Linked DNA regions of Homo sapiens: region 1 is linked to region 2. The links are chromatin contacts, found by Hi-C or POLR2A ChIA-PET in ENCODE. All regions are on one chromosome and are shown on one strand. The core of a region is the stretch at or near the end of the contact, and the rest is flanking DNA. Distances in the headings are between cores, read along the strand shown. Region 1 holds the start of PREPL (prolyl endopeptidase like). Region 2 holds the start of FBXO11 (F-box protein 11).

Region 1 (4,446 bases), core at 619-3,118, 3.5 Mb before region 2:
GTGATTCAAATGCTGTTTCTGCATGCATTTTCCAAGGTGAGGAATACTATACTTCAAAGCTTGGAGAAATAATTTGGTCTTCTGCTGCATGATATCAAAGTCCCTGGTTTATGCTCCTTTTGGGGCTGCCAGCACACGAATGATTTTATAGGTATGATTACAGAGTAGTGGGTTCTCAGAGTAACTAAGATCAGCAGTTCTCATCCCTCCTTTTCAGGGCCATGCCCCACTTAGGTTATGAATAACTTCAGACAGCTGATAACTTAGGCTAACTAAATCTAAAAACCTGTGTAAGTTAAAGTTTCATTCAAATCATAATTCTTGGCAGATGTGACTTAAATGTCTCATTTGTAAAGTTAATCCTATCAGGCTCAAACTATGCAGCACTGACTCTGGCACACATAGGGGTTAAACTAAAACAAAAAACAAAACAAGAAACAAAATATAAATTTGCAAATAAGTACACAGACTTAATGGGGTATCTCAGGAACTCAGGGCTGTAAAAGGTAAAAAGCCCTTTGGTCTTACATAATTATGAACGTATCTTTGGTATATATGTGGAAGATAAACTGGAAAAGCCTAATTATTTAATAAAGGTGGGGGAGGGAAGATTAATTATTGTTGAGTGTTAACTAACTGCCAGGTGCTTTTATCTTGTTTGTCTAATTTAAATTTTATATGGACTTAATAAAGTAGATATTACCATGCACATTTTACAGGTTGCCAAACTGTGGCTGTGGGAGGTTCTAAGCAACTGTTCCAGGTCACTTGTACAGTAAGCTGTATAGCAAAAAATCCAATTTGGTTCGGTTCCAAATACTGGACATACTCAACTTCGGATTTTTAATGTTAAAAAGGTATTTAGCGCTTTAATTAAAAACAACAAAAAACCCCTGCAAGATGCACAAATAAAATGTAAGGCCATCTCTGGTTTGTCAGGAGGTAGCTTTTATTAACCTTGATTGCTAATAAGTAGTTAAGAGTCAGAGAGACCTGGGTTGAGGTCTTAGCTCCTACACTTAACTGTGTCTCCGGGCCTCAGTTTCTTCATCTGCAAAAATGAAATGACACCATTTACCTTCTAGGGTTGTTGTTGTAAAGACAAAATGAGACAGCTTAACATTAAGACCATACAGTGCCTGGCACATAGTGACCACTCAATAAATGGCAGTTGCTATTATTTACGACAGGAATAATCTAGGTATGTTGCACACCGCTGAATGTCATTATGGAAGTCTTCCACAAAATGCCCCCTGGTATCAAAGGTAGAATGCTGCGTCAAATTTACCATAGATCAGATGCGCTACGACGCCCCCGCCCCCCTTAATCCCTTTCCATGTCGCAGCAAAATAATGGGCGATTGGGGGTAGGGGAGCAACACTAGTTTACTAGCCGACACTAGTAAAAAAAGGGGAAAAAAGACCCGAATAACAAGGACCTGCAAAGGTCCTACATCACCACGTTCCCACAGCCTTTATCCATCCATCTTTCATCCCCAAGAAGACAGTATGCAAGGCTAGGATGGGGGTGGGGTAGATAAATGGGTGTTCTCAGGAGAACCTATTCGTTTACCCCGTGCAACTCTCCACCCCAGGGATGAGGCGATCTGAATGCAACAGGGAGAGGGACCAGGTGACACGCACGCAGTGCCGGGACATTAGTCAAAAAGCGAGGACCTGGGGACTGAGGGGTGGGTGGCTGGGCGGGGGGAGAAAGGGGAGAAGGAAAGAGACCAGCACACCCCCCATACATACGCAAATTGAGAGAATCAGTCCGGCTCTGGACACAAACCAGTGAAGGCAGGCCGGAGAACCTGAAGCTCTCAGAGGGGAGCAGGTGTCACCGCAGGCAAGTCCAGCCGAAGTCTGCGTTCCGCAGCCCACAGAACGACAACTTACCCAGAGCCGCCTAGAGCTGGTTTGCAGCACGCCAATCTACGTAACCTCAATCTAGCACGAGCAACAGGCAGATTTCGCCATCTTTGTTGTGGTCAAGGAGTCTTCTTGGGTTCCTGGGTTCTTTAGTCTCGAAATATATAAGACTTTTCGTTCTTCGCTAGTCTTCTGAGCTCGAGATGAAGCACAGAAGGCTAAAACAATGAGGGACAGCGTTCCAGTAGCCCTGCCACAGCTCTCTCATCCTCTGGTCCGCCCTCACTCAAGATGGCTACCAGCAAGAATGGTGCAATGGCGTGACAGCTCGGCCCTGGTTGCCAAGGAGATGCGAGTACCGGAAATGCGGAATTCGGGGAGAGCGCGCATGCCTGGTCCGGTGGAGGGAGGGTGCCGGGCGTCACAGGTCCTGACAGGGAAGAAGTTGGCAGGTCCTGGCAGGGGACGAGCTGCGGCGGTGGCACCTCCGGGTGTGGAAGGCTCCAGTGAGATGGAGTCGCGAGTCGCGGACGCTGGGACCGGCGAGACCGCGCGAGCAGCGGGCGGGAGTCCGGCAGTTGGCTGCACCACTCGGGGGCCCGTAGTCTCGGCGCCCCTGGGAGCCGCCCGGTGGAAGCTCCTGCGGCAGGTAAGGGAGAACCTGCTCGCCTCACCTTTGCCTCTGGTCACTCCTCTCTCACGTACCGGGGGAGCGACTGTTCGCAGTTCTTTCCTCTTGGCAGCTCTGGGAGACCCTTCTCAGTTTGCCGGGAGCCACCTGCGAAGCTCCCCCTCGCTTCACCTAAGCGTCCCATCCAAGAGGAGGAATCATGTGGGGTTGGGTGGGGAGCGGGACAGCCAAGGCTGAGCTCCTGGGAAACTCAGATCGAAGTAGAAGAACCCCTTCTAGACATTTTTGTGCGTCTGGGGGACTTTTCCCCTTCTCGCCAGTCTCTGGTGCGCCCGCCGCTCCCCACTGCTCTTTTCCTGCTTCTGTTTTGCCTCCTTCCCCAGTTTCTTCTAGCTTAACTCCCAGCCTGGTTCGAGTTACCGATATTCGTCTGCACCCTCTGGCCCCGTCTTTTGCCCAGCGTGGTTGACTATGCCGGGACTGAGACACGGCATGCGTTCCCTCGGCATCTTCCGTACAGCGGAGCGTGCAAGGAGTAGGAAAAGCTGATACCCTCTCTCACTGAGGTCTCAAAGTTAAATGATTATCTTGTAGTTTGTAGTGATCAGCGAGATTCTCCGTGTCCAAGGTGGGCTAGTCAAAGTGTGTTCGTTTTTGAATGATGGTATCTTCTGGTACTTCAAAGTTTCTGCTGTTACTTACAACTCCACTCGTGCAAGCTTGACGGAAGTTCTGATTTATGATCACTCACATTCTTCGCTCACTTCTTGAAGTGAAGTCTGGTTATTGTTTTTGCATAGCAGTGTTATGCCTCTGCCTGAAGTTTTCTGCCGAAAACTTTACTCAGGAGGACATTTTTCCATTTCTGACAGTTGTGTTTGGAAAAGAGTTTCCCAGCTATTGCCACTTTACTTGAGATTGTGCTTTTAGTATTTTGGGGATCACTTTGTTTGCAGTTGCCTTGAGTCACCTTTTCATACAGTGGTCTTTTAGTGCTTTTAGAGTTATGAGTTAAGTAGATCATCAGAGTTAATTAAGATTTATTTGCTGATACATTGACAGTCTTTCCAGACCAGTAATGATCTGGTTTTGCTATTGTTACAAATGGTATTACAGGATAAGAAAATGCATGTCCTCACAGATCATCATAGGAAGTATCTATAATAAAGTAAATATCTAATTTTTTTTAATAGTGACCACTGAAATGAGATCTGGCGTGAGCTGGGGAGAGTGGACTCAACCCCCCTTCCCCCCTCCTTTTTTTTTGAAATGGAGTTTCCCTCTTGTTGCCCAGGCTGGACTGCAATGGCTGCCATCTCCGCTCACCACAACCTCCGCCTCTAGGGTTCAAATGATTCTCCTTCCTCAGTCTCCCCAGTAGCTGGGATTACAGGCATGCACCACCACGCCTGGCTAATTTTTTTTTTTTTTAAGTAGAGACGGGGTTTCTCCATGTTTGTCAAGCTGGTCTCGAACTCCCCACCTCAGGTGATCCACCCACCTCGGCTTCCCAAAGTACTGGGATTACAGGCATGAGCCACCGTGCCCGGCAACCCCCTTCTTTTTTTTTTTTTTTTTTCGATACAGAGCCTTACTGTGTTGCCCAGACGTGAGTGCAATGGCGCAATCTCGGCTCACTGCAGCCTCCGCCTCCCTGGTTCAAGCAATTCTCCCGTACTCAGCCTTCCGAATAGCTGGGATTACAGGTGCTCGCCATTACGCCCAGCTAATTTTTGTGTTTTTAGTAGAGACGGAGTTTCGCCATGTTGGCCAGGCTGGTCTCAAACTCCTGACCTCAGGTGATTCACTTGCCTCGCCTCCCGAAGTGCTGGGATTACAGGTATCAGCCACCATGCCTGCCACGCCCACCGCCCCCACCCTTCCTTTTTTTTTTTTTTTTTTTTTTAAATAAGATAGAGTCTTGCTTGTTGCCCAGGCAGGTAA
Region 2 (4,265 bases), core at 1-2,500:
AAACCAAACAAAGCGCGGCCTGAGCGAGAGCCCAGGCGAGAAGGGAAGCCGCGGCTTTTCCTGCCGGCCGGGCCCGGCCCGGGCTGACACTGCGGCACCGGGGGACCCGCCTCCGCTCAGCTTGGGTCTCCCACCCCCAGGGCGCGCAGGCCGCCCCCGCCCGCCCGCCCGCCCGCCCGCCCCGGCCTCCCTTCCCGCGGTGCCCGGGAAGGCGGGCGGTTGGGAGGTAGCGCGGCCTTACCCCGCTCGCCGACGTTGTTCCGCTCCTGAGGCAGCGGCGGAGGCGGCGGTGGCGGCGGCGGAGGCTGCTGCTGCTGCTGCTGCTGCGGCGGCGGCGGAGGCTGCTGCTGGGGCGGCTGCTGCTGGGGCGGCTGCGGCGGCGGCTGCTGCGGGGGCTGCTGCTGCTGTTGCTGCACCGGGCGCGGCCGCGACACTCGCCTGGGTCTCCGGTTGGCGGCTCGGACGGAGTTCATTTGCCGGGCTGAGGTGGCGGCGTTGGCGGAGGGACACACACACGCACACGCACAGCGAGCTTCGGGGCAGGAGAAAGGGGTGGGGAGAGTGGGAGAGGGGGGAGGAAGGAGAGGGGGCGAGGGGAAGGGGAGACGCTGAGGGCGGAGGGGGCGAGCGGGACCCCGAGTCCGGAGAAAGGCCCGGGTAGACAGACGGAGACCGAGCGAGGCCGGCCGGGAGGGCCTGACGCACGGGGAAGGCCGAAGCCGCCGGGCGGGGCGGCCGCGAGGGACGAAGGCAGAAAGACGGGCAGACCGAGAGAAAGAAAGAAAGGGCGTCCGCCGCTTGGGGATCCCGAGGCGAAGCGCGGCGGCGGCGGCGGCGGCGGCTGAAGAGACAGATCCCGGTCCCGCCGACTCGCGAGCGGCGTCTCCGGCAGCGGGGGGAGTGGGCGGGCGGGTGAGGAAGGGAGAAAAAGAGAGGGAGAGAAGGGAGGGAGGGAGCAGGGGGCGCCCGGCTCTTTTTTTTCCCTCTTCCTCCCCCCCACACCCCCTGAAAGAGATTTCTGTGAGGAATTTTTCTCTCTTTCTTCGGTCTCTTCTCTCTCCTCCCCCCCTTCTCTCCTCGGCGAAGGGGAAATGAGTGTGAAGGGAGGAGATAGGGGGAAAAAGAGGCGTCGTCCTTCCTCCTCCTTAAAGGAACCTTTCCTCCTCCTCCTCGTCAGCCCTGTCGCCGCTGCTTCTGCTGCTGCTCCGTGGCAGGAGGAGCCATTGACACCGCCGGAGCCTCCACTCGCCCAGTCGGTCCCTCCCCGCCGCGGGGCTGGCCGGGGGCGCGGGGGAGGGCCGCGGGGCGGCGGGGGGAGGGGTGGGTGGGCGGGGAAAGGAGGGGCGGGGATTCCGTCCAGGCGGCCAATCTAAGGCGCCCGTACAACCTTCCGGCCAATGGGGCCTCCGCTCTTATCGCGAAGTCCCTTCAACGCCCTGTTTCCTCTCTCGGGTTTCCTCCCTCCCCCGCCTAGGAGGGGGAAAGAGGAAAGGGGGAGTGTGGCGGGGCGGGTGATAATGGGGAGGTATCAGGGCAAATAATAGAGCAGGGGGTGGGCGAAGAGAGCGCCAGTGCGTAGCGACGATTCTGGGAGAGGAGGTGCTCGGAGGAAAGGGCGGGGGTTGCTGATGTAATGGGGAGAAGTGATTAATCCTTCGGTTCGCCGTTTCAGCTTCCCCCCTACCCCAACCTTCACCCGATTTTTTTGAGCTGAAAAAAAAGTGGAACGAGGGAGCCAATCTTTGGTAACTCGGGTTTTCTGTGGTAGGTGGGTTCAAAATCTGAGCTGTAGGGAGCGCTAGAGATTTCGTGCCCTTTAGCCAAGCTGAGGGTATTTGCAAACCCTGAAGATTTCCGTCTCCGAGCTTTGGGCTTGGTAAGCGAAGTTTGGAGTCGGTGCCTAATCGTATATCATCTAAACCTTGAAAAGGCTTTGACCTTTGGCCAATTTGATTTGTTCTTTGAAGAAGTGTATACAATGTGTGGGAAAATAATATGTGAGAGGAGAGAAGTAAATGTGTTGATGTTGTGATTGTTTATGTGATTTAATTTTTAATTTTTTTTTTTTAGGTCCCACAAACTGCAAGGAAAAGAAAAACCCTCAACAGGAATTACCTTTATACCTGATGCCCCCAACATAATCTCTCTCCAAGGGAAACGTGTTTTTATTGCCTTGCGGCTGAAAATGTATTCTCGATTCTCCCCCTTCTCTCTTTTGTTGTGCATTTTTTGGATGTGGTAAAACTGGCAGTTTATCTGATTATCTGGTTTTCAGAACTTTGGGCGATGTCTCTGAGTGTCATCAGTTGCTCTCTAGGTTTGACATAGATAATTAAGCAACTACAAAGCGTGATAAAGCTTTTGAGAGGGAGGAAAATGTATTTTGGAAGGAGGGAGAGACGCAAAGAGGCGAGCCTGTGTGTTGAGTCCCAGACTTGGTGTGTGACTACAGGCAAAGTACTTCACCTTTCTAGATGTCAGCCCCGCCCCCCTCACCTCCCAAGTTTAAATAAGAACTTATTTTAGACTACATGATCCTGTTTTCAATTTTTAAGAGTTCTGTGATTTTGAGATGATCTCTCTTTAGTCCAGAAAAATAGAGAAACGTAGGTCTATGTTTGTTTCTCAAAAAAATATTTGAGGAGGACAGCTGTTACAAAACAGCTGGAGAACTCCAAATTTTTATGGTGGTTAGCTAGGTGCAAATGGGTACAATTTTAGGTTTGTTCAAATAAACATAGGGGAAAAGTAAAAGTACAGGAAAATTACGTTATACATATAAGTGTGTCCATCATTTCTGATTTTTCTAAAAATTTACTTTTTTATTTGACAAGTACTTTTTGGCTCCTTCCGTGTATGCATTAATATGTATATAAGGTGTTATGGGAAATACTAATAAAAGGAAAATATTGGGCATAAAGAGTTTGTATTTTGGTGTGGCAGAGTGGAAGTTTTACTTACATTAATTCAGATGTAAAGAAAATGTAGCTTGTTTATTTTCTGTAATTTTAACTTCAAGTCCCCACATCATCTCAATTTTTTAAAAAACATAACTGCTTTCACCTTTTATTTCCCCAACTCTCCTTCTAATATATTAATGGGAGGGGCGGGGTTTAGGGTTGTTATATGTGGTATAAGGGGTATCTTTTACATACCCTAGATTTCTAAGTTTATTGCAACAATTCTCTGACATATGGCAGTAAAATGCCTTGTTTTAGCAAAATTAGTATATTATGACAATTTCCTGATAGATGGTAGTAAAGTGTCTTGAGAAAGGAAGCACCTTTTTCAAATTCACAGAGTAACTGGTAGGGTGGTAGCATCCCTGAGGAATAGGGAGGTTTACAAGGGCATCTAAGCCACTAATGCCAGTCCTTATGTTGTCTTCTGGCGTGGAGTGGCTAGTATTGTCTGATGGCAGCCACTGTCGTTTATCATTTATTACTCATAAAACTGGTCATTTCTGTACTTTTGAGGCTGATTTCTTTTGCTGAAATCCATACATGAGCCATTTGCCCCATACACTATAACCTCTTTGTACTGACCCCGAGTCTCCACAGGTCCCTTGATCCTCATGGTTCTCACTGAGACACATGGGTACTTCTGGATTCCCCGAATACCACGTGTAGGCCTTGATGAGCCAGGAGCCTTGCTTTGGGCTTACTAGTTGTTGAGCCACTATCCAACAATGTTGCATTTTTCTCCTTATGTCATATTGAACATGCTGGCAGGCTGAAAGTAGAACTCCTAGACGTCTTAGTGTTTCACAGACATGTCCAGGGACGCAAACCACTATCTCCAACTTTCTTGGATTTCCCTATGTCTCTGTGCATATGTCAACTACATACCCTCAATTCTAGTTTCCACCCTGAGAGGGGATGGAAAGTAAGCACACTGAGTCTGATTAACCTCTTCCTTGTACCCTTTTCTTCTTTCCATCATGCCCCAGGGTTTTTAAGGAATGGATTTTTCTCCTTCCCATTTGTCAGGAACTTTCCTTCTGTACCGTATCCTCTTCATTTTTGAGATTTGGCATTTCTTCTGCTCCCTTTCTTGGAGCCGTGATAGCTGATGAAGTGCTCAAGAGAGAACCCAGTTTAACAATAATGGAACACCTATTGGGAGATATTAAAAAATATTATCCTATCCCTACATTACTGGTTTCTACATATGTTTAGTTTATTTCAGGGATTAAATGTTGAAGTCATCTTTGTGTAAAAGTGTTCAAACTCAATTGTGGAACTTAAGAGTTGTCAGGACGGACC

Evidence for each region. Hi-C counts contacts between places; a loop is a spot of excess contacts on that map. ChIA-PET counts read pairs that join two places held with the same protein, here RNA polymerase II (POLR2A). Pooled maps may share reads with other maps.
Region 1: a loop to region 2 is called in a map of B cell, with 9 times the contacts of the local background. The contact joins the promoter of PREPL here to the promoter of FBXO11 in region 2. A Hi-C loop is called at or near these places in 3 of 168 maps with a recorded cell type or tissue (B cell, CD8-positive, alpha-beta T cell and naive thymus-derived CD4-positive, alpha-beta T cell) and 13 of 50 pooled maps. POLR2A ChIA-PET finds 5 or more read pairs at or near these places in 1 of 52 experiments (CD4-positive, alpha-beta T cell).

Annotation. Positions count from the first base shown.
Region 1 is chr2:44,359,626-44,364,071 of GRCh38, forward strand. PREPL (prolyl endopeptidase like) reads right to left here and starts at 1,869. Exons shown (of 14, transcript NM_001171613.2): 1 at 1,755-1,869. CAMKMT (calmodulin-lysine N-methyltransferase) reads left to right here and starts at 2,322. Exons shown (of 11, transcript NM_024766.5): 1 at 2,322-2,520. The coding sequence starts at 2,383. RefSeq lists enhancers at 1,241-2,135, 1,512-2,711, 1,948-2,417, 2,136-3,029.
Region 2 is chr2:47,905,248-47,909,512 of GRCh38, forward strand. It overlaps FBXO11 (F-box protein 11), which reads right to left and starts at 1,251. Exons shown (of 23, transcript NM_001190274.2): 1 at 242-1,251. The coding sequence starts at 473. LOC100506235 (a long non-coding RNA gene) reads left to right here and starts at 303. Exons shown (of 2, transcript NR_187636.1): 1 at 303-552; 2 at 2,071-2,920. RefSeq lists silencers at 24-73, 84-203, 564-753, 1,244-1,343 and an enhancer at 1,413-2,197.